Linked DNA regions of Homo sapiens: all the other regions are linked to region 3. The links are chromatin loops, found by intact Hi-C in ENCODE. Cell type or tissue: heart left ventricle. All regions are shown on one strand.

Region 1 (5,000 bases), 91 kb after region 3:
AGGTGAGAGTCAAAATCTAACAGACTTCGTTTATTATATTATTGCTTTTACGTTCTCTTCAGACAACGTACCCCCTTATTGCCTCTCCCTGGGCTGGGCCTCTCTATCCCTTCCCTCTCCCCACTCCCTGTGCTCCCACCTAGATCTCTTCCAAATTTCCCAGTAGAGAGGGAATAGAGAGGCAGTGGTGGTATCTTTCACCCCACATCCCAGTGGTGATCACAGCACTTCAGGGAAAAAGAAAGCAGCCTTCACACATATGGGCCTCCCTAAAAAGCTTCCCAGGAAAAAGGAAATGTGTGTGGAAAGGCCATAACTGGGAATGAATCATCTGTTAGGAAGGCTGAAGGAGAGGGAGAAAGGGGAGTGGCCGGAGGTGAGGCTGGAGAAGTAGGCAGGGCCCATCGCCTGGGGTGGTGCATACCTTGGGAAGAATTTTCAATTATCTTTAGTTCAGCAAGAAATTACAGACATGATTAGGGCCCATGCAAACATTCTGGAAGGGTCAAGGCAGGATGTGGGGGACCGGTGAGGAATCTCCTGCAGCAGTCAAGCAATGGTGGCCTGGAGAGGGAGTGGACGTCAGGATGGATAAGTGGATGGATTCATGCACTCGTCCTTAGGAGGAGGAATGCACAGGACTTGGTGACAGCTTAAGTGTAACAGGTGGTGGAGAGGAGAGGGTGAAGTCCGGCTTCTGGCCCAAGCAGCTTGGGGGACAGTGGTGCCCCTTCCTAAGACAGGGTGCATCTGAAGAGGAGAGACTCACAGGCTGAGGAAGGGGCTGGGGTGTGGGTTGGTCATGCATGTGGGAAGGTGCTGAGCCGAGTTATGCGTGTGTTGAGTCATCTAAGTGGAGATGCTAAGAAGGGGGCTGCATTTACAATCAGTTCTTCCAAAGAGGGGTCCAGATGAGATGCATGGAAACTAACACCAGGGGACGTGACACCTTCACCTAGGGGAAGACTACATTGTAAGAAGAGAAATCCTCAGACAGAGTCTAGGGAGCTGCGATCCTCAATAGCCAAGCAGAGGGGTGGTGGAGGCAGCAGAGAAGGCTATGCAGGAGAAGCCTGAAAAGCAGAGAGAAAACCAGGAGAGGCTGGTGCCTCAGAAGCCCAGGGAAGAAAACAAGATGCAGAGTTTTAAACTTCACAAAATGCCACTCAGAGGGCAAGAAAGACAAAGTTAGGACAATGTCACTGGCATTTATTAAGACGCAGGTCAGAGGTGCTCTTTTCAGGAGCAGGTGTGGCTGGGCATGCAAGGGCTGAAGCGGAGGAGGGAGGTGACACCATGCACACAGCCCAGGAGGCTGCCTCACTCACACCCCACTTGCTTAGCCCCACTCACTTAGCCTATTTCCTTCACAGCCATTATCTTAATGTGTGCTGTCTTGCTTCTTTGTTTACTTGTGAATTGCCTTCTTCCCTTAAGGTCTGTTAGGGCGAGCTCCTTGTCTGCTCTATTCACAGCTGTACCCCAGCACCTAGGAGGATGCTTGACACAGAACAGGGATTCAATACCTGTTGGGTATTGAATGAATGAAACAGAAGCAGAGTAAAGTCTGGCTAAGAAGTGAGGAGGGGGAGAGCTGCAAAGCCCAGAAACTACCCACAAGAATGAGCCAGTGGTGAGGAGGAGGGGTGGGTTACTGTCCCTGGGAAGTGGGACCCCCAGTTTAAGTGGAGGCTTAGGGCAGAATCCTGGACACTAAAAGGAATGCTTAAAAGGGAATTTGAGGCATTTTCTGGTCTGAAAGACATCCGGCCCACATTGCTTTCACTTAGGTCATGTTCCCCCAAAGGAAATCCTGAGATAAGGATTCCTAGATGAGTGATTCATTGAAGAAATGTCCCCAGAGTGGTCGGTAGGAGAGTGGAGAAGCAGGACAGAAAGGGGAGAGGCCAAGCCAAGCATGACCTCAGGCCACATCCCAGCCTCAGCCTGACCCCAGGGAGGGTCCTGGAATGTAAACCGAACCTCCTGCAAGTTTGTACACCCCCACCCCCCACTGCCAGGGCAAGGTGGCTGACCTTTCATATTCCCACCCTAATTAATATTGGCTACAGACTGTCATGGCCAGGACAGAAACTCCCAGCCACTCCAACTCTCTTGGCAAGAGGGTAATCCTTTGAAGAAGGCGATGGGGCAAAGCTTTAGAAACAGAGGCTACAGAAGCTGCAGGATGGGCACACAGAAGTGGCCGAAGTGATCCAACGCCATCTGAGCAGAGCGCCGGCAATGTCTGCTACTAAATTGGGATAGAGTTTTTTATGGATTACCCTGGAAGAGCACACCAAACAAACCACTTCATTCTGAGGGCCTGGACGGTGCAGGGATAGCTACCATTTAGAATCGTTTCAGTTTCTATTCCGGTAAAGAATCCTTCAAAGAAAGACATCGAGGCTCTTACAGTGCAGAGAGGTGCTCTTCTTGGACAACTATAGGGTGTGAACGTAGCACAGCTACTAAAAGTGAATGTGACACAACAATTAAGAGAGTATGGTGAGTATTTAGAAATACTTAGAAGTCAAAGCATAAAAAACTGGATAACTTGGGTTACATTCCTGAGACATGTTTATTATTATCACAGTACTGTGATATTGTAGAATCTGGAGAAATAAAATCAATTGAAATAAAATAAAATACATCTACCAACTACCATTTACTGAACACCTGCTATGGATCCAACTCTGTGCTAGAAATGAAGCAGCATCTCCCTTGCTCAAAGCTGATTTTCAGGCTGGGAACTAGATGGGGCTCCTGAAGCAATTCAAGAACAAGGCAAAAACAGATCTATGGAGGTCACATAGGATGATGATTAAGAGTTGAGCCAGGCTCAGCAACTGCCTAGGATCACTCCCATTTCTGCTGCCAGACTCTCTGTGCCTCAGTTTCCCCATCTGAAAAATTGAGATACTAAGAGTCTTTACTTCACAAGATTCCTGTGAAGGTAACAGGAGGTGATGTGTGCAAGGTCCTTAGTATGGTGCTGATGAATGCAGTGAGCACTGAGGCCTTGTTATTCTGCAATTATTACTGGAGGTGAGGCTAGAAAAGACCACACTTGCCCGACTTGTCCTACCTTTCTCTCCTCAGGAGGGACCAAGACATTTATGCCTGGTTATGAGGTGACATTAGAAAAGAAATCAAAAAGCATCTGTCCTTGTTTCTTGAAGCCAGATGCAACCAAGCTAAGCCTGAACCAAGAGTTGATGGGCAGCTGGGTGGTGTGCTCCTCTGTTGAGCTGGCCAGGAGCTAAGGCTGATGGCTTTCTGTCCAGGGAGCCGTTTAGACTCAGAGTACACACATGCTTGCCTCTTAAAAGAGTATTGGGTCAGCAAGGATGCACTGGGAAAGCCATCAGCATCTTTGCATCCCTACTGACCATTTCCTGCCCAGCACACTGGAGCCAGTGCTGACCATTTTCCTTTTTTTTTCTTTTTTTTTTTTTTTGAGACAGTCTCTTTCTGTCACCCAGGCTAGAGTGCAGTGATACAATCTTGGCTCACTGCAGCCACCTCCTGGGTTCAAGTGACTCTCATGCCTCAGCCTCCTGAGTAGCTGGGATTACAGGCATGTGCCACCATGCCCAGCTAATTTTTACATTTTTAGTAGAGATGGGGTATTGCTACGTTGCCCAGGCTAATCTCGAACTCATGGCCTCAAGTGATCTGCCTACCTCGGCCTCCCAAAGTCTTGGGATTACAGGCCTGAGCCACCGTGCCTGGTCCTGACCATTTTCTGATTGGCAGCAGCAGGAGGGCCCCAGGGTCAAACAATGCAGTCACACAGGCCTGTGCTTTAACTGTGCCTCCCCACACAGCTTGGTGACCCCGGGCCAGTGACTTTGACCTCTGAAGCCTCAATTCCCTTGACTGTAAAAGAGGTCCTGACCTTGGCTGCACATTAAAATCACTGGGGGAGTGTTTAAAAGTCCAAATACCCAGGGCTTGCCCAGACCAACAAAATCAGAACCCCCTGATGAGACCTACTGCTGTAAGGTAAAATGGTCATCTTCTACTCCCAGAAGTGGAATTAAGGGAGACTATCCATGGAAGGTGCTTACCGCCATGCTTTACACAGAGTGCGCCGTAAAAGGAGGCCGTGATATGGTACCATTTGGAGTTCCCAGACTCTAGAAACACCTCCCACAGGCCCACAGAGGATTGTACTTGAAACTTCATTCATTGTACTTTATGCCCCACTTTGGTGAGTATCAAAGATCAATTGTGCATTTTGATTTCTCTAGTTCTTTTGATCACCCTGGTCCACAATCATGTTATTCTTCAAGAGAGAAAATGGCCAGACCCAGGAAGTGCTTCTCTGGATTAAGGGCTGTGAGGTTAAATCTTTGTTTCCATCTCTGCCCTCAAGGACCTCCAATCCCCCATCCTAATAAGAGAGCTGCCATCCACAAGGGTCCTTGGCCCTTGGCTTGCAGAAGCGGGATGAGCATCTACAACCCTGGCTGTGATGAAGGCTGCCCTGACAGTTACATTCTTGATAGAGTTGCAGGACAAATATTTCTGAACCTGTGGTTCCTTTGCCGTGTCTCTAGTCAACATAGGGCTTTTAGCCCTGTGGAACATGAAGATTTTTGTGAACTAGGGTATAAGGATTTAAGAGTGTAGGTGGGGCCTCTCTAGGCCCTGCTTCCTACATAGTTGATGTGTCTGGACCCACAACTGAGAGAAGGAACAAAGCAAACAGGTGGGATCCCTTATAGTTTATAGTTATGTTTTTCAGAGTAACAGACATTCAGGGAAACAGAAACAGAACTTTAGCTCAAGCAGCAGGAGGGGGCAGCCAGCATCTGAGCTGGAAGAAGAGCTAGCAGGTGACAAAGGAAACAAGCACTCTCCATGCAGTGTTAAGGCAGTGCTTATCATCCAGTGGGAACTGGGGTGCCAGGGTGCCAGGCAACAGAGCAGTTGATGGAGACAGTTCCAGTGCCATTATGAGCTGTTAAAAGGGGATCTGACGTGTGCATTCC
Region 2 (5,000 bases), 70 kb after region 3:
CCCTGGTTTCCTCCACCTAGAAAAGTGCATCCAACTGATTTTAAGTACCTCTGACTTAGGGGTACCACACTGTGAAACCTCTGCTTCTATTTCCTCTTCTATACCTTGCATTGCAAGAAAATCTAGGCTTTTTATTCATTTTTTAGAAAAATTAGGGAAGTCACAGCCTAGGTAGTTACTAGAAGAAACAGGCAAGGCCAAGAAAAATAGCCAACTCACATAGAGCTCTTCTTAGGTGCCTAGCATGGTCTTAAGTGCTTTATAGATACTGACCATTAAACCTCACCACAGTCCTATGATGTAGATATTATTAGTGTGCCCATTTTACAGATCATGAGCATGAAGCCCAAAGAGGCTAATTAGCTTGCCTGGGATCATCCTCTCTTTTTTCTTTTTTCTGAGATGGGTCTCACTCTGTTGCTCAAGCTGGAGTGTAGTGGCGTGATCATAGCCCACTGTAGCCTTCACCTCTCAGTCTCAAGCGATCCTCCTACCTCAGCCTCTTGAGTAGCTGGGACCATAGGCATGCCACCATGCCCAAGTAGAGATGGGGGTCTCCCTATGTTGCCCAGGCTGGTCCCGAACTCCTAGGCTCAAGCAATGCCCCCACCTCAGCCTCCCGAAGTGCTGGGAGATTACAGGAGTGAGCCACCATGCCTGGCCCATCCTCTTAATAAATGGTAGGGCTGAGATTTGAACCTAGGGGCCTGACTCAGGAGTGAGTACTGCTTACCAGGAAGGGAATGTGGTCAGCATGACAACAAAGGCATCTCTGTCCTCCTTAAATGCAGCACCAACTCTGTAAACACACAGCAGGAGCTCTAGATACACCACGTTTGTACACATTTACTGAGTCTACATTTCCATGTCACCTTCAGGAAGAGTGGATTGGCTTGGGTGAGGAGAAGGAAGAAGAGCGGAGACTTCCGCCCTTGAGAGATTCTATTTTAATTTTTAAGAAAACACTGAACAGACCAAGCCCTGGATTTCAAGATCAGTTTTCGAGGTCTCCAGACATGAGGCAGTCATCTGAAAAGGAAGACATGACAGAGGAGTCTGACCTCTGTGTGGCCTCCTTGCTCTCCCTGCACTGCCTTCAGATCTCCCAGTGAATAGGAAAGGAGGGGAGACCTGCATCTGTGGGGCGAGCATCCCCTAATCCTGATAGGCTTCAAAAGGTTGCGAAAGGGGCCACATTCTCTAGTACTAAGACAATGGCATTAAATCTAAATTTCTTGATAACCAAACTAAGGCATAAAGGCCAGTTAACTATGTCTAGTTCTAATATAACACTCTGGAACATGCCCTGTGTTATCTTAGCCTAGCTTCCTAGAAATACTGAATCGCAATATTCCACAATGCAAGTTCCTCCCACTAAAGGCCTCTTTGGAGAAAGGAGTTGGCTGTGACAAAGGCTGTAGTATATAGAGGATGATCGTTATGGTGGTGATGACAACAGTGCTGATAGATTAGACAATAGCAACAATGACCATGAGGGCAACGAAGACCATGAGTTGTGCAACATCTAATACAGGTCAGGGGTGAATACTTTTGTGCTGACTGCTTTTCAAGCATTATTATGTTATATCTTCACAACAATGATGAGAGGTGGGTATCAGCACAATGCCCCCTTTGAAGATGAGGAGGAGTTAGATGAGAAAGGCCAAGTCTCTGGGGCAAGTTGCCATAATTTGGGTCATAACATGAACCCAGGCCAATCTGACTCCAAAATTTCACATTCTTATCCACTGCTCATCTCTCTCTTCCTATTAGAAAACCTTATTATAGAAAGTTCTAAAAACGATATGCTGATTAGTCAAATTTTCTGGTAAATACATAGTAATCAGTTCCAAATACTCAATTGAAAAAAATTGCCAAAATGTTCATGGTCCCCAGTCCTGCCTTAGTAAATATAGCACACTAAATATAAATCTAGTTCTACTTTATTAATAGACACATGATGGACTATCTCCCAGCTATTTGCCAGAACAATCTGTTCTTATTGTAGAGTATTTCAGATGTAGGTACAGCATTGAGAAGGACCATACACTCAGCCCAGGGCATGCTCTGAAACTACGGTATTAAACATTAAAATCTTTTTAAAAATGTGTTTTATTATTTGCCTTTTTCTTACAAAACTTCAGTCCAAATTATTTGGGTTGATAAGTAGAAGTTTCACTGTAGTAAACTGTACCAATGGCTGCCTGTGGTATGTCCAGAGTGTAAGAGAGTTGATGAGAAACAACAAAAGAAACAAACAAAAACTTGAAAATATAACAAAACTTGGCATAAAAATTAAAATGACCAGCCCCCTGATCCTAAGGAAAGTCCATTTTCTCATAGGGGCAGTCAGTATATTTTTATCTTGTGGCTTAATGTTTTTGTAGACACATTAAATCATAAAAATCCAAGAAACCATATCTCACTCCCAAACCACACAATGTATTTTAAGGAATATGTCCCTTTTCTAAGAAACTGCTTGATTTTCAGGAAGTGGTAAAGTGGCAGGTGTGTTCCCATGATCAGCCAGAGAAACCAAATAAACGTTCCACTGGGCAAACCTGTTTCTCACAGATAAACAGCTGCGAGCTGCACGCGGGAGGGAAAAGGATCGTAAAGACTGCCCCTATGTCTGCCTGACACTTTCTGGTTTTCTGTTTCAATTGAAAAGGAAGATGGCAGCCTACAACTGAGCAGACCCTACTGTGGCCAGGCCAATCCCAGCCCCTGCATGGGACAGGAGTTTCAAAATCCCAGCACTAGACAGAAGGCTGTGGTCATCTCTCCTCTAGGTAGACCTGGGAAGGGATAATTAAACTAGGAGTTGCAGGAGAAGCAGATTTCCCATGAAAAAGACATCATCACACAATTAATAGCTAGGCTTGATAGGAAGGGGAAGGAATGTCCCTTTTTACTTACTTCCAAGGCAGCCTCCACCTTGCTTCTCATACCACCCATCACATTGGAAACAATCACCAGTCTGTATCCTCAGCAGACTGTGAGCTCCTGGAAGTCCCCTGGGCACATAACAAGCACTCAATCAATGAGAATTATTGTTATTACAGTGTGTGTTCAAGAAATATCTGTTGAGTGAGTGGAACAGAGGAAGGAATGAAATAACTTGACTTTCCATTTGGAAAGTGTCTTGCTAAATCCTTGCTGTTAGAGTTCAGGAGTTGGGATAGGATTTCCTATACTGCCACTTTGGTTTGTCATGTTGTAAGCAGGGTTAAAGGCAAATTTTTAAAAATATGAGACAGGGCTGAACTGGCTTTCTGTCTAGAAATTCTAGATTAAAATAAGGGTCTGTCTAGGAGCGGGGAGCCAGCTGGCTATTTAGGAGGCTTGGAGGTTAAAGCGAAGTCTAAATGGAGTAAGAGACACTATTCCAAGGGGTCCCCTGGTCACACAGAAAATACAGGGGCAGCATTCAGACTACCCAGGAGTCTGCAGGACTTGGTATGAAAGAGCAAAAAGAAAAAAATATATAGACAACCTAGGAGGTCTGAGGACTCACAGACACTGACTGGCTGGGGTGGGACTGGCAGGAGCTGCTGGGAAGGCTGGGGCAGCTTCTCAGTGGTCCTGGCAGTAAATACTATCCAGGAAAAGTGTGCCTTGCAGTGAGAGAGCTGCTGGGAAAACGGCCTGGACAATCAGACTGCAGTGCTGTGAGCTAGATTGCCCTTCCCCTAGCCAAGAGGTGTCTCCCACCACCCTTCCCCTAAGCAGCATAAGAGTGAAACGGGGTGGACAGCTAATGCCCACTGACCTCCTGCTATGGACCACAGGCACTCTCCTGCGAAATGCTTGTGAGGTTGGTGACATCAACATTACACTAATGACAAAACTGAGCCTGAGAACTGCAACTCACCTGCAATGGTACACCTGACAGCAGAACCAGAACTTTCACTGAAGGCTTACCTCTCCAGGGCCAAAAGAGAACCTGTGACCCCACAGGATCGAGCCTGCCCCCTCAATGCCTGTCAGAGGCAGCCTGGTGGGTGCAGAATGTGATAGCAAGTTGCTGTTGGCACGGCCTGCTCTTCTGACAGCTCTGCAGGTTATTTCTCACAACTTTGCTGCCAGCTTCTCCCTGCCTGTCGCTGACCCCTGTCCCAGAGCCACCTCCATCTGGAAACACCCACCCCCCAACTCTAAAGTTGTAACCATACATACTTAAGCTAGAAAATTTAAAAGGACAAAGCAGAAAGGAATTAAGAAAAAAATGGAGTAACCTATTATTTTACAGAGAAATAATTTTAACATTTTGGATTAATTCCTTCACATACTTTTCTTTTGAGATGGAGTCTCACTCTGTCACCCAGGCTAGAGCAGTGCAGTGGCGAAATCTTGGCTCACTGCAACCTCTGTCTCCTGGGTTCAGGTGATTCTCGTGCCTCAGCCTCCCTGGTAGCTGGGATTACAGGAGCACACCACCATGCCTGGCTAACTTTTGTATTTTTAGTAGAGATGGGGTTTCATCACGTTGGCCAGGCTGGTCTCGAACACCTGGTCTCAAGTGATCCACCCACCTTGACCTCCCAAAGTCTTGAGATTACAGGTGTGAGCCACCACGTCATGAGCCCCCTCCAGTAATTTTCTATGCATTTAGATGCAGATACTGTTTGCCTGTCTTTAAAATGGTGTTGCACCAGACTAACTGTTTAGAGGTCCACTTCCCTGCTCAGCTGAGCACTGACACATGCAACCTGCCACCTGGGAGGATGGGCAGGCATTCCCGAAATGCCATCATGGCTGCTGCTAACCATCCCGGGATTGCAGGCAAGTGCGGCTGATGCAGAAGGACGTTGGGGAATGCGGACATCAGGGGTTTGCAAACTTGTGTTTCTCCCTCCACTGCCCATCCTGCCAGCCTCAGAAGGTTAGCCATGGAGGGTGGGCCAATCCCAACATACTCAAAAATTTAAAATCCTGAAGGGTTAGCATTGGAAGGGATTTTAGAGGCTATCCAGCCCAATCCCCTCACTTGCAAATGA
Region 3 (5,000 bases):
GGCTCCTTCTCAATACAGGTGATTCTTCCAATGCATTGAACTGGCCCAGGAGATGCAAATTGTTTTCTCTCTCTGTCTTAGATATATGGTGACCATATTTTCTGCATGCAAAATTCTGACATGTAATTCAACTGAAGATTATTTCCCTGATTTATGAATTTATTTATGCTTTACAAAAGCTAAAGTCAAATCACATTCCCCCATATATTTAACAAATCACTTTTAATGAAAAGAATAAATGCCCCTTAATCAGAATTGTCCCAGATGATCTAGGCCATATGGTTGTTACAGTTGACTGTGGGTGCAGATCCTGGGCCTGTGCACAAAAAGACACTCAGTAAACACATGGGGAACAAGTGAATGGGAGGAGGGTTCAGATGAAAGAAAAAGGGGAAGGTCCCTGAGAATAAATCTGCTGACATCACCATCTCGCCGAGTCCATGCTTGACTGGGGACTTTCCTGAAGCTATAAATTACTTTTCAATGTCTCATTCCAGGAGAGAAATATCCAAACGACATGTCCATCTGATGAAGAGAACAGTGTACATGCACACACCAGATGCATGTGGGTGCAGCTGCCCAAATTGCAGCCAGTCAAGTTTTATACCTGACTGGCATAAAACTTAATCAGGCTCCAGTGTTCAGGGCCAAAAGCCACAACAAACATTTCAAAGTCAGGCCTCACCCTCCATCTCACAGATAGTCCCCCAGCTGCCCACAAGACCTGGACTGATTGGGTAATTGTAGAAATCCACATCCAAGAGGTTGAAATGGCAGAACTGCTATGAAGCTTGTCCCAGTTTTTCGATTCTGCCTTCAGGCAGCAACAATCCTTTCAGTTGCTTATCTCAAATAACTAAGTCACCTCCACTGAAGAAGTGCGATCAACCACTTGTAAGAAAGCAAAACTCCACAAGCATCCTAGCATCAGGGCCCACTAGTTGACTCCAGGATGAGTGCAATGATCTCTCCTGGGTACCAAGAAGACTCCATCCAGAGAGAGGGCAGATAACAAATGTCCATCTTAGGTCCCTTGCCCCCCATCCACCATCTCCTAGTCCCTGGGACCTCCATCTAAGAGGAGAAGCACCAGCCTTGGCAATGGAAGCCCACACCAGTAGGGGCTGGCCCCACACTGATCCTGGTAGGTTCATGCTTATGCTTCTGCCTCATGCTGAACTAGTGCATGCCTCAGCCCTTTGGAACCCCTTGGAGCTCTCCAAGGTACTGACCCTCATTCCTGGCTGGGCCCCTAAAAACAGTGTCATGGTGAAATGTGGTTATTTTGAGTTTATATATGGTTACAGTCTTTTAAAAAGAATCAATTCAAAATAAATTTGGCTTCACTGTTGTACCTCATTTTAAGAAGTAGTTTTCTAACTTTTCACCTCCAATTTATAGTGTGGATCTCTTTAAGAAGCCAGGTGGCCTATGTGGCATGTGGCTTATGGATTTGCCTGTAATGGCCCTGAAGCCTTTGACATCACCAAGTCCTCACTCCTTTGGATCTTGCCTGTCCTATTTCTTGGCCTTGTGCCCTTCCCAATCCCTTCCTATCAACTGCAGACTCCTAGGATGCCCTTTTCCAGCCCTTACAGGGCACTATGATTGTTTATTGACCAGTTTATTTCCCCCATTGGCCTGAGTCCTCCAATGACCAGATTTTTTTTTTTTTTGTACCTAATGCAGGGTTTGTGTCACCTGGGTCCTCAGTTGGTGTTTATTGCCCAGTGGGCAGCTAGTGAATAGTCTCCTGGGTGTGACCCAGGAGATCTTCCATCTCTTAAGCCCTTGGCTTTTCCTACTCCCCAAGGCCCACTCTGGCAGCCAGCCAGGTGTGCTGTCCTCCCAATGGTAGGAACAGTGGTCTGTGCTAGTCTCCTGCTCATAAGAAACTTCAGGATCCATGTCTTCTGCTTGCTTGTTTGTTGTATTTCCTAGAGGAAAACAGTCTGGTGTTAACCTTGGGTTTTACTGGCTACCTCACCCCATAGAAACACAACAATAACAACGAATGCTTCTTTGAACACCATTTTTCACTATTCTAAGCATTTTATATGCATTAATTATCAGTTACATTTGCTGTTAGGCAAATGCTACCACATCCTCTTTTTACAGATAATGAGGCAGACAGAGAGGTTATGTGACTCACTTGGGGCCGCCCAGCTGGTTAGTGACGGGCCCAGAGCACCCTCCAGAGACACTGTCCTGAACCATCGTGCTGTGCTGCCACCCACTGAGCTTGGAGCACCACGGGGAGGGGGTGGGGAAAGGCGAAACGTCAGGAGAGGGTGAGAAATGGGAATTTGGAGGCATAAAGTCAGGAAAAGGTTGAGTCCTTTTTATAATAAATTCCTAAAAGAGGGAATACGAAAATCGCAGTTGCTGTAGTTGTACAGATGAGTCCTTATCTAACTCCATACAATTAATATAAAGAACCATATAATTAATTTACAACTGGAAAAAAAAATACTTTATTCTAAAGATGAGCAAGCAGAGGCCCAGAGAAGCCCCCGAGTGCCCAAGTTACAAAGAAGAGTGTCCAGAGGCACTGGCTTAAGAAGACAGAAGGCACTCAGTTGAACCATTTTTACAATGGTATAAAGAACCCCCAAGGTGATATTTTAATAAACAAAATGACCCAGGTCATTAATCTCTCTGCTGCTTTGAGACATACACAGGTGCTCCCAGGGCTGAGGCTGTGGAATCCCAGCCAGCTATCCTCTAGGGGGAGCTAGAGGCAGTCCTTCCCTTTAAACAGGGCCTTCATTAAGCAAACTTAACAAACACGAGGAGCACAAACAGAAACCTCTTTCTCAGCTTGCAACGGACAGATGTTTAATAAGATGCCATGGGCCGGGTGCAGTGGCTCATGCCTGTAATTCCAGCATTTGGGGAGGCTGAGGAGGGAGGATCGCTTAGGGCCAGGAGTTCAAGGCTGCAGTGAGCTATGACCATGTCGCTGCACTCCAGCCTGGAGAACAGAGCAAGACTGTCTTAAAAACAAAACAAAACAACAACAAAAACAAAAAAATAAATAAGATGTCATGGATATGGAATAAATAGAGGATAAAGCCCACTGAGGAAATGCCTGAATTCTAGACAATCTCAGCAGCTTTCTTGCATTCCTCTGGAATGACTGGGCCACATCTGTATTGTGTTCCCATCTGGACACTTCATTTTAAGAGTGATAGTGACGCATTTATCCTGGGAAGGGAAATTAGCAAATACCAAGGCTGGTAGGGGGTGGGGGGGGACCTGGGCTGCTCACCCCAGAGAAGACTGGCCAGCTGGGCTGCGAAGCCACCACTCCAACAGTTCCCTGTCTGTGAAAAACAGAGTGTCCCCTTCCCTGAGGGTGCACTCCTCCTTGGGGGTGGGGGGACAGATAAGTTAGAACTGCCAAGGTTCTCTGCTCCTTAAATGCAGCCTAGCAGGATGGGTGGAGGGGGTGGGGGGCGGTCCTTGCAGCACTCAGAGCCAAGCGCTTTCTGGACCTGGTAAAGTGCCTATGCACTCTGGGGCCTCTGAGACTCCTACAGCAAGAAGGACCTTAGCTGTCTCCAGGCCCTGATCCAACCACTTCATTTCATTTTATCTATTTTATTTTATTTTATTTTTGAGATGGAGTCTTGCTCTGAAGCCTAGGCTGGAGTGCAGTGGTGCGATCTTGGCTCACTGCAACCTCTGCCTCCCAAGTTCAAGCGATTCTTCTGCCTCAGCCTCCCAAACAACCCCTTCATTTTCGAGATGAGGGCTCTGAGGCTCTGGGTTCCATGGCCAGTAAGAAGCAGAAGTGGGACTGGAGTCCAGTCATGCAGCCCCCCATCACCCTATCTAGTCCTCTTGCCATTTGGCCCACAGCCTCCACCAGCAGGAGCAACACTAGGCGCCAATCTTGCCCTGTCTTTCTGGTGATCTGGAAACAGTCCTATCATGGCAGCTGGAAAACAGTGGCTCACACTGCTGCCAGGCAATGTTCACCAGCTGGTCCTCCTCCCAAACACACTGGCAAGACCTAGTGACACACAGGGTGCCTGAGAGACTGTGCACCCACATACCGCCTTGCAATTGTCCATCCCCAGCCATTAACAGGTGCGACTTCTCTCCGCAGGACCACAGTGGATAGAAATCTCTGTGGAAATCTCCTCTTGGCTGCTAGCCATAGAGGACAGATCTTCTACGCCAAAGGGAGAAGGCTGAGAACCATAAAGCCATCAAGTAGGAGGGACCATGCAGTGCTCTCTGATGCCCAATATGTAACCATAATACATGAGAGACCATTAAAGGAGAAGAGCTGGGGAACCCCACCCCTGCCCCATGCCATACAACTCTTCCTAAACACAGGGTCTTCACAGCCAGCCTCGACAAGAGACACATGTAGAAGGGAACCATGACTAGCCATTCCACAGACCAGACCAGCACAGCCTGTTGTGGTGGAGACAGTAGCTTCTTCCCCAACCATTCAGCACTGCGGCCTGGGCTTCCTCACCTACAGATGTCTAGGGCTCTGATGCCTTCCTGTAGTTACCCACAGCAGCCCACAGCACTGCCCTTTCTCAATCTCAGCCTCCTCCCCACCCCTACACGGTCCATCCTCCAGTGGTGGGGGCTTCATCTCCTGATGGTCTTGACCTTGGGCACTCTTATCTTGCTGTCCAAGGGAAATCCCCAGAAGACACTGAGTAATGAGAGCTGAGAGAATGGGACCTTGCTTTTAGGCCATGGGTGAAATTCAAGCCCCAGTACGTCATGTCTGTGAGGCTTGTGGAAAGCTGGCTTCTGAGTGAGTGTCCCTCAGCCAGCACTCAGCAGACATTTATCTGGCATGACCTCTGCGCTCACACTGCCAGGGCTGGAGTGCAGAGCCACAGGAGAGTGGGGTCACGTGGGGACAGTTCTTCCCCTCTCCCTACCCTGTGCTGTATGAACTATATCCATCACCTCTTTTAGCTCTCATGCCACCATGGTGGTTGGTATGTTCCCATTCCACATATGAG
Region 4 (5,000 bases), 80 kb after region 3:
ACACATACACCACACACACCACACATACGCCACATACCTCACACACCAAACACACACAAGCACCACACACACACCCCCCACATACCTCACACATCACACACACCTCCATATACCTCACAAACACACATATCTCACACACACACACACCACATACACCACACACCCCACACCTCACACAGTCCCACCCCACATCCCCTGCTACACACAAACTCACACACTTTAAAGTGTGCTTTGCATTCCAAGTCTTTGCTGGGAAACCTTAGTTGCAGCTTTACGTGGCTGGAATATCAAAAGGCAGGAGTTGTGGAGTCACTGACAATAACATCATCCACCTTCTCAATGTCCCCGACACTGCCACCTCATTACCCAAAAGCCACTGCCATTCCAGACCTACGCAGAGTCTGAAGGGCAGCACCCCCTTCTCCTTGGGACTGGAGGGACACCTTGCCTCAACTCTCCTGCAGGGCCTGAGGTTAAACTCTCCTGTATTCCACCATCAAAGGACAGCATGGGGGACTCTAGCCCTTTTAATGGGCTGCCAAGAGCAAAAATTCACGCATTCTAGAGTATGAAAGCCCGGCAGGGTGGGCCTTCATTTCCCATATGTTAGTGTGTATCGATGGAGAGGGTAGGGAGCCCTGTGGGGAATGAGGGCACCCATTGTCCCCTGCAGAGCAGTTGTGGATGGAGCTCCTGTAGGAATAACGGACTCTGATTACCACGGTGACACTCCCAAGGTGATGGCTCTGGATAGGGTTTGCAGTCTCCTTTATACTCATCACTCCCATCTAATCCTCACAAGAACCCTGCTCCCCACTTAATGAACAAAGAAGCAGGCCTAGAAAGGCAAGTGGCTTGCCCGGAATTAACAATAATAGTTTAACCATAATAACATTGCCCCATCTGCTCACCATCCAATGAACAACTCAAGTGACAGCACAGTGGTTAAGAGAACAGATTCTGAAACAGATGTACCTGGTTCAAATCCTGGCTCGGCCAATGACTAGCTTTGTGCCACTGGGCATGTGATTCAATTACCCTGTGCCTCAGTTTCCTTGTCTGTAAAATGGGGATGATGATAGTCCCTACCTCATGGGTTGCTGTGTGGTTTAAATAAATTTTCACATGTAAATTACTTAGAACCAAGCCTGGAATGCTCAGTCAGCACTCCTTAAGTGCTGGCTGCTTTGGTGCAGGCTCTGAGCACAGAGACAACCAAACATAGCACCTGCCTCCAAGGTACTTACAGCCTAAAGGGAGAAACAGAAAAGTGAACAAGAGCTAGGGTAGAAAAGATGCTCGGGGCACAAATGAGGGACCTGGAATCCAGGAAGGGCCTGATTCCTGGGCCAAGTGACAACTGGGTTGAGTTCTGAAGAGCCACAGTACAGGCACTGTGACAGCCCTTATTTATGTTTTCCAGCTTTTATTGTAGATTCATGTGCAGGTTTGTTACCTGGGATTATTGTGTGATGCTGAGGTTTGGGAGATGAATGATCCATGGCCCTTTTTATATAGTTTGTCATTTAATCCTTGGACCATTTTACAAATGAGGAGCCTGAGGCTCAGAGAAGTTAAGCAGCTTCCCCCGGAAAACCAACTTGGTAAGTGGTGGAGCTGGGATTCAAGCCCACATTTGTCTGATTCCAGAATCTTACTCCAAGTCTGGGCAAGGCGTGGGCTGGCCAGGCAGCTGCCTGAAGGGCAATTGTCTATAACCCTGGGGTCAGGGGGATGAGAAATGTGAGGCCTGTTAACCCAGGTCTCTGGGCAAGCTTCCTTATATAACCTGCACATTGTCAACGCTCCACTCAGGCAGCTCTCCCATTCCTTACTACATAATTATTAGATAATGCATAAGGGAGAGGTTTGAATGACTAGCCTGCCTGGGAGGCTGCCTCTCTACGGTCCTGCTTCCACCACACGGGAGCCCTGAAACGAGCAGGCCAGCTGGAGAGGTGGCCAACACATTCCTCACCCAGAGGCTCCGGGCTCCCCAGATGGCCACTGCCACCTGACCACACAGAGTCACTTTGCCAGAAGGACTGCCCTGCTTTAGGCCTGATCTGATCTTTTTCCAGGAAACTCGTCTGGTGTAAGATTTATGTGTCCAAACTTGCCAGCCTTCCCCTTTCACCCTGGACTAACAGGGACAAGAATTCTAATCAATGTGCAGGAACACAGAAAAAAAACAGGGAAACAGCAGGCAGGCCCAACCCCAAAAGCCCCAAACTTATTTCCCAATTTTGGGTTGCACATGTATTTCTACTCACATAAGACAGTTTGCATCCAACTGGGGGGAATTTTGAGTTTCAATTAAACTTTGCTAAAATACAAAACTCATTTCCCCTTAACTGTGCTTCCTGACAATGAAGTGGTGGTGTCACGGGGCAGAAGGGCTGATGGTGTGGGTTACCACAGCAAGGTCCATGCTGCAAAGACGGGCTGCCCCTCCTGCTCTGGGAGTCAACGCTTCCTGGGTCCACCAGGCCCAGCATTTCCACAGGCTGTCATCGGTGTGTCCCCAGCACAGCACCTAGCTAGATCTCAGCAAATGATTTGAATGTGTGGGGCTCCCTCCAGGTAAGAAAGGAACCCCTGCTCACGGCACTCCCCAGAAGTCCTTGGTAACTCACTTTCTCTTTCTGTTCTGAACATCCATTCGGGCTGGTTTAAAGCACAGCTCGCTCAAGAGGCAGCCCTCCAGAGGAGATCGGGGTTAATTACGTTTACTGACAGCTGTCTTCTTTCTCCTACAGTCACTTCTTCCCATGTCCTGATTTCATTGCTTGTGAAAAGAGATGGCCTTCCAATGGGAAAAGGCAAGGAGTAAAACTCACGAGAGAAAGCGTCCTGGAGATTTTAAGGAGAAAGGCACATCGGTTCTGCCAGCACAAGAGCTGCCTGTTTCCCTATCAGATATCAACACTCATTTAGTGCAAGGGTGAATATCACCTTTCTATTGAAAAGAAATAGAGTACCCTAGGAAAATAGCTTGCATCAAAACAAGAGAAAAGTAGGTTCTGAACCAGAACTAAAATATTTGGACACCGAAGCTGTGACTACTGATGCAAAGCCATTAACCCATAAAAACAAACATTCAAACAAGACACTGCATAGCTCTCTTTAAATGAGTCCAAACACCAGAGCTTTATCTTAAAACAAATAAACAACAACAACAAAAAATTCCTTTCCCCATCCCATCTCCACCCACCCACTAGGAGTAAAACATATTGCTAGCTCTGAGACTTTTCTAAGAACTTGGTCAGAGACACTGAGCGGCTGGTCAATATATTTCTTACAAATGGGGCTTTGAGAGCGGAACTAGCAGCTGGGTGCCAAGAACACAGTGGCTCTGCTCACATCTCACATATGCCCAGACGCTCTGAACCACAGCCTACCACTGCTGCCACAGGTTCAAGTTCTGAAACCCAAAGAGAGCACAGAGAAGGCAGGAAGAGAAGAAAAAAAGACCCAGATGTTGCAAATCAGAATAAGTGCTGAGTGAGGCAGTATCATGACATGGCAACGATAAATGTTGAACGTTGGCTCTCCTCTTGTCAGCTGACCCCTCTGCTCTGGGACCCTTCACACTGTGACTCCAGTTAAATCAACCAGCTGTGCCTCCAAGAAAGGCAGCATGGGTCAGTGTGGCTGCCTGGACTCTGCTGCTGACAGCTGCAGAGAGAAACTCAAACCAGCCACATAGCCTGGCCCACCTTATAGTCTGAACGTGCCCAGCCAAAAAGAAGAAAAGAAAACAGCTCAAAAAACAGCAAAGGCTGGGTACGGTGGCTCATGCCTGTAATCCCAGAACTTTGGGAGGTTGAGGCGAGCAGATTGCTTGAGCTCAGGAGTTCAAGACCAGCCAGGGCAACATGGTGAAACCCTATCTCTAAAAAAAAAAATGCAAAAATTAGCTAGGGGTGGTGGCACACATCTGTAGTCCCAGCTACTCGGGAGGCTGAGGCAGGAGGACAGCTAGTGCCCGCAAGGTTGAGGCTGTAGCGAGCCATGTTCGTGCAACTGCACTCTAGCGTGGGTGACAAAGCAAGATCTCGTCTCAAAAAAAAAAAAAAAAAAAACAGAAAAGCAAAAAACCCACAGCTGAGAAGCCTCTGGCTCAAACCCACATACAGAAGCTTGTCGGCTGCTGTGTGTACACATACCAGCCACCATGATCCTGGCCTTCTCTGACCATTGGTCTGTAAGGAAATAAGGTGATAAGTGGGAACTGGGCTCTGAACCCTGGAACTGAGAAGTCAGGCTGCTGCAAAACTCTCCAGGATATTAATCCCTCTCTCTGCCCAGTGGTTTTCAACTGGGGGCAGTTTAGCCCCCCTAGGGAACACTCATCAATGTCTGAAGACATTTTTGGTTGTCACATCTGGGGGTCAGGGGGTTGCTATCGCTACCTAGTGGGCCCTGGTAGAGGCCAGGTTTGCTACTATACCTCCTACAATGCCCAGGACAGCTCTCACAACAAGGAATCATCTGGCCCAAAATGTCAATGGTGCCAAGGCTGAGAAACCCTGCTCTAGAGCCTAAGAGTGCTGGGCTCAAATTCTAACATCACTGCTGACTAGCCCAGGGGCCTTTGTATAACTTACTTCACCTGTCAGAGCCTCAGGTTTATATATATGTGTGTGTGTATGTGTTTGTGTGTGTGTATATAGATATACATATATATTTATATTCATATATACATATTTTTATATATTATATATTTATATATTAAATATGCATATTTATATATAATACATTATATAACATATAATATATATTATATATGAATATGAAAAAATTATATATTATATATTATATATGAATATGCATATATAATATTTATTTTTTATATATATATATATAAATTGTCTTTCTGAGACGAAGTCTCACTCTGTTGCACAGGCCAGAGTGCAGTGGCATGATCTCAGCTCACTGCAACCTCCACCTACTGGGTTCAAGTGATTCTCCTGCCTCAACCTCCTGAGTAGCTAGGA
Region 5 (5,000 bases), 63 kb after region 3:
ACTCGCAAATCAGGCAGCCCCCAGAATCACAGCAGGTTCACAAAGACTCCAATGCAGCCATGTGGTGGAAGAAGATTTACAGACAAAAGAAAGGGAAATGACATAGTACAGAAAACGGAAGTGAGGTACAGAGTGGCGGGATTGGTTACAAGTTGGCATTTGCCTTATTTGAACACAGTTTGAACACTTAGCAGTTTATAAATGGTTGAAGTATGGCCACAGGGATTGGCCAAGACCCAGCTATTGTTACAGGCACATACTCCTAAATCTTGTCTACCTATTAAGCTAGGTTGCAATTCATCCACAAGAACTCAAATATAGAAGTACGGAGTCCTTCTCAGGCCATATGCAGTTTGCTTTAACACACTCTTTCTCGGTTAATCCCTGCTCTTATCTCCCTCTATCCCACCCCAAGGCAACCATAGTTTTGACATTCCCCCTATAGATTAGTTTTGCCTATTCTAGGATTTCATGTAAATGGAATTGTACAATATATATATACTTGTTGATATCTGGCTTCTTTCAGTCTAATGCTTTGAAAATCCATGCATGTTTTTGCATGTGTCGGTAGTTTGTTCCTTTTTATTACTGAATAATATCTATTTGGGTGGACTGCAAGTTGCTTATCCATTCCCCAGTTGATGGGTATTTGGGCTGCTTTTAGTCTTGGACTGTTTTGAATAAAGCTCTTATGAACATCCACGTACAAGTCTTCCACCAACATATGTGTTCACTTCTCTTGAGTAAATACCTAGGAGTAAAATCACTGGGTCATATGCTGTGCATGTTTAACTTTCTAGGAAAATGCCAGATTTATCCTGAATAACAGAAATGATCAACTGATTTACTATTAAAGGACTTACTGGATTTTATAAGGAAAAGAGGAAACGAGACGAAAGAAAATGTAGTGCATCTGAAAGCACATGGGGGCTGCTTTGCTGAAGGGGCTGGCAGGCGGCTTCCCAGGCAGGGTCTGCTCAGGACTGCTCTAGCCAGATGCCTCCCCTGGTGTTTACTTCACCCACAGGAAAATGGCCACCTTCACCCCACCTTCAGTGGACGTGCAGCCCCTTCGGTGCTCCTCTCTTCATCTGCCTTCAGAGGTAGTCCTGATTAACCTGTTGCCAGCAGAATTTTCTAGGAGAGACAGGACTTGGGGGTACCACTAGGCCCCGGGGACATGCACTCAGCTGGCCCAGGCACCGATAACCTAGCATGTCCTTTTAGAATTTGGGGGATCCCGGCACCCACTGTTCTCAGCTTTGGGCCTCAGCTAAGGCCAGGACAAGCATCATTTAATGTCATGTCATATAATTAGTATGGAAACTACAAAAACCTATATGTTTACAAAACAACCACTGATCTACATTATTTCAGAGGTAATGATACTTTTACATGAGATAACTTCCCAAGACACTAAGCTGAAATTAGATAAATTTAGGTTTTCTGTATTCTCGCTGACTTGTGTTTTTCACACTGGCTTTATCTTGGTTTCTGAGGGAGAATCAATTCTCTTTAACTCTCTTCCAGAATACCTCACTACCTTCAGAAAGGAAGAAGGAGGGAAAAAAGGACAGAGGGAAGGAGGAGGATTAGAATTCCTCATATCAGAGAATCCCAGAGCTTTGAAGCTTTAAAGTGAATTCAAGAGTGGGATTCAAGAGACCAAACCATGGGGTCTAGGGGAAATAAGGAACCCCTCTCCCAGAAGGTGGAGAAGCTTCTCAAAGCAACTGGCCCAGGCAGCCTTGTACTTGCTTCATTCTGGGGTCAGGAAGAAGCTGCAGGCCCTCCTTCCCACCCTCGCTTCCCTTCTCCTCCACACTGTCAACTCTGCTCCAGGAAGGGGCAGTATCCCCAGTGTCTGCTGGGCCAGCACAGCCATCTCTCACCCACCTGAGTTCATAATGACTCCTGTGTAGAGCAGACTTCCCTTGGCTTCACTGAAACCATTCCTTCTTGTCTTAGAAAGCAATCAGAAATATAGTTAACTGCCTTAAAGTTCCCTTATCATTGAAATGAACTAGATCACAGAAGTGCCTATTTGCATTTTTTATTCTTATTCACTGGGTTTTTAAAAGGAGCCAAGAGAGGGGAGAGGAAATGCATTTACTTGCTGGGATTTCACTTGGGATGTTCATGTTCGTCTGGAAAGCAAAATAAAGGCATGAAGATTGCCCACTGATTTCCTTTCATTTGGAGAATTCTGCTTGAGTTAGGCTTAGCTGGCTAGCACATAAACCTGTCAAGAGAAAAGTCTTCCTCTTCCTGGGCCTGGTATGTCTACCACCTGGGGCTTCAGAGACAGTATTCTAGGAGATTCACAGTGTCTAAGGTTCGAAATGTGGACTTCAGCAGCAGGGCAGCTGCCAAACGCTTTCCTGCCCTTGCAGAAAGCCACCACCAAACTCACCACCACCTCCCTCACCGTGGCCTCTCTGTTTCAGTATCTGAGCAGCGGGTGAGGAGGACTGGATTCTAGAAGATAAAGAGAGACTCCACGGTACAGAAAGTAAGCCCTCAATAGGATTCTATTAGAAAACAGCTGGAAGGAACTGTGGAGTCACTCAGTCCCATGGCTGATTTTACAGACAATAAGCAAACAAACAAACAGAGGCCCTGAGGGATTTAGTTAGCGGTCTCCAAGTGCCAGTCCCTGAGGAAAGGATTCTCCTCCCCAGCTACCTTTCCCTTCTCCAGTGTGTCCACCTCAGGAAAAGGGCTTGCATCCTCCCAGCTGCTCACACACAACTTGGGCTGGCCTTGGTGCTGGCTCTGTCCTTTCTCCCACCAGATCTGCCTTCCGCCCTCGCCACTTGTCTCTGCCCAGGGCTCACTTGGAAGGACCACATCAATGAACAACCTTGGCAGGTCACAGGGAGGGATGGAGCGGGGGAGAGAACAGCAAATAGGCTTCTGCCCTGCAAGAGAGGGAGAGCCAGAATACCAGCCTGGCTTGGGCTGCTCCCGAAGGTCCTGGCTGCTGCCTGCAATGCAGCGCCTTCCTTCAGGGCTCCAGCACCATCCCCTGTCCTCAGCCTTTAAGGCTCTACTGCTCTCAGCCCCAGCCCTGCCCTTGAGGCTCCCCTGTACCCTGTCTTTGTAGATGGTGCCTGGGAACTGTCCCGCTTGGAGAGTGCTGTTTGCTAGGATACACACTGACTCCCATGGCTCCCCTCCAGCTCCCCATCCATCCTGCTCCTGGCCACGGCCTCTGGCCTGAAGGGCTGCAAAACAGCCTTCCAACTGGGTTCCTGGCTTCCCTTCTGGCCCCTCTTCATCTGCTGTCCCCAGCAGCATACAGAGCTATCCCATGAAATATAAGTCAGACCATGTCATGCCCTGGCTTAAAACCTCTCAATGGTTTCCTCTGGCATCTCCAGTAAAAATCAGAACTCCTTGCTGACTTTTGAGAGCTGCTCTAGACAGGGCTGCTCTCTGCAGCCTCCTCTTGTGCCCCGAGCTTCAGGACACTCCAGCAGCTGTGGGGCCTCCTTTCCCTTACTCATGACCCCAGGCTCTGCCCTGTCTCTGGGCCTCACACATGCTGTCCCTGTGCCTGGCAGGTGCCCCGTCACTGGTACAGGCTGTCCCCACCCCTCTAGGAGAGCCTTGCCTTAGCAGGGTACATGCCCTGCACCTTCTTCTCTCCACGAATTTTTATTCTCTATCCCTGGACTGTGCTCATTTCTTTCCAAACACCTAACAAATTTGTAATTATGTGATTTTTTGTTTACTTTTTAAATGACTCTCTCCCCCACCGGGATGCAAGTTCCACATGGGTACGAACTAGGTCTGTCTTGTTCTCCACCTGACATACAACAGCTACTCTAGTCACATCTACAAAACAGCAACTGGGTTTGGGTTCCTATAAAGTGGACAACTCTCCTTTCTGGGGAAGGATTGCTTCATAATCTGAGATTATGTTCCTTCTACTTTGTTGGGGAGAGTGTTAAGTTTTTTTTTTTTTTCTTTTATGAAAGGATAGTAAGAATAAGGGGTATTCATCAAAAATTTTTAAATGATAACCTGATATAATTCTCCAAAATGTTTTTAAAATTTTTGAGTCTATGATATCCCAGATTAAGCAATGTTTTGGGAGTCACAGTGTTGGGTCCTAGAGAGGCAAAGAGATAGGTGAAGATAGTGACAGAGAAGAGACCGGCTTTGCAGTCAGACTGCAGGGCCTGGGTTCAAGTCCCAACTCTGCTGCTTGGTAGCTGTCAAACTCTGAGCGAGTTGCTTAAACTCTCTGTGCCTTAGTTTCCTCATCTGTAAAATAAAGATAATAATAGAACCTGTTTCAGAGGACTTTATAAGAATTAAGTGAATTAATACTTGTAAAGTTAATAAAACAGTGCCTGGCCTATAGACAATGCTTGACAAACATTACTGCTATCATTATTATCTATTATTATTATTATTGCTATTGTTATTATTACTAAACCCAGGTCTCCTAAATCCCCAACCAGGACTCTTTTCCCTTTAAAATGTTATCTCCCAGCATTGTCTCTTTAAATGTTATCTGGCCACTCTTAAATGTAAGACTGAAATTCAGCACTTGGAAAACTATCCCACTCCAGCCAAGCACATTTTTTGAATAGCTAAACACTAACCCTGATAAAATGTATCCATTTAGGATAGAAATGTTTCTACAATATGTTACATCTTGTCTACTTTCTAACTGGGTTTTTTGAGATGAGTATCATTACAGAAATTATCTGCTGTGCAGCCTGGAAACAGCAAAAGGAAAACTCAGCACGTTCTACAGACGTGGGTTCAAAGCCCTGCTCTGTCCTCCCTCCAAGCCCTAAACCCCTCCTGAGTTTCAGTTTCCTTACTGAAGAAGTGGGAAGGCCATGTGCATTGAGAGGTTACTGTGGTTTTGAGTCCAGTGAATACACACACTGCTAAATCCTAAAACTCTTCTTTCTTTTTTGGTTAATAATATTAAACTCATCCAGGAGAATACCTTAATTTAAGACTCCAGGCAGAATTCT

The links. Peaks named below come from ENCODE experiments on the same cell type or tissue, not always from the same donor. Only the 100,000 strongest peaks of a DNase experiment are listed, where the experiment ranks them.
Region 1: it touches region 3 in a loop (2.2-fold over the local background); 23 of 110 quality-filtered maps call a loop at or near these places.
Region 2: a loop joins it to region 3, with 3 times the contacts of the local background. A loop is called at or near these places in 20 of 110 quality-filtered maps.
Region 4: a loop joins it to region 3, with 2.6 times the contacts of the local background. A loop is called at or near these places in 19 of 110 quality-filtered maps.
Region 5: it touches region 3 in a loop (3-fold over the local background); 11 of 110 quality-filtered maps call a loop at or near these places.

The regions. Positions count from the first base shown.
Region 1 is chr1:41,900,460-41,905,459 of GRCh38, forward strand. The region is part of intron 1 of HIVEP3 (HIVEP zinc finger 3); the gene reads right to left. Among named protein-coding and RNA genes, the nearest start is that of HIVEP3, 16 kb to the right of the region's middle. RefSeq lists an enhancer at 4,615-4,704. In heart left ventricle, no CTCF peak of the experiment used is centred here; a DNase peak (open chromatin) is centred at 1,997.
Region 2 is chr1:41,879,680-41,884,679 of GRCh38, forward strand. The region is part of intron 1 of HIVEP3 (HIVEP zinc finger 3); the gene reads right to left. Among named protein-coding and RNA genes, the nearest start is that of HIVEP3, 37 kb to the right of the region's middle. In heart left ventricle, no CTCF peak of the experiment used is centred here; no DNase peak of the experiment used is centred here; H3K27ac peaks cover 3,525 bases.
Region 3 is chr1:41,809,436-41,814,435 of GRCh38, forward strand. The region is part of intron 1 of HIVEP3 (HIVEP zinc finger 3); the gene reads right to left. Among named protein-coding and RNA genes, the nearest start is that of HIVEP3, 110 kb to the right of the region's middle. In heart left ventricle, a CTCF peak has its summit at 2,728 (motif pointing right); DNase peaks (open chromatin) are centred at 2,192, 2,793, 3,296, 4,836 and 2 weaker places; H3K27ac peaks cover 1,718 bases.
Region 4 is chr1:41,889,058-41,894,057 of GRCh38, forward strand. The region is part of intron 1 of HIVEP3 (HIVEP zinc finger 3); the gene reads right to left. Among named protein-coding and RNA genes, the nearest start is that of HIVEP3, 27 kb to the right of the region's middle. RefSeq lists an enhancer at 2,400-2,699. In heart left ventricle, no CTCF peak of the experiment used is centred here; DNase peaks (open chromatin) are centred at 1,964 and 2,456; H3K4me3 peaks cover 989 bases; H3K27ac peaks cover 2,135 bases.
Region 5 is chr1:41,872,160-41,877,159 of GRCh38, forward strand. All of the region lies in intron 1 of HIVEP3 (HIVEP zinc finger 3), which reads right to left. Among named protein-coding and RNA genes, the nearest start is that of HIVEP3, 44 kb to the right of the region's middle. In heart left ventricle, no CTCF peak of the experiment used is centred here; a DNase peak (open chromatin) is centred at 3,050; H3K27ac peaks cover 2,274 bases.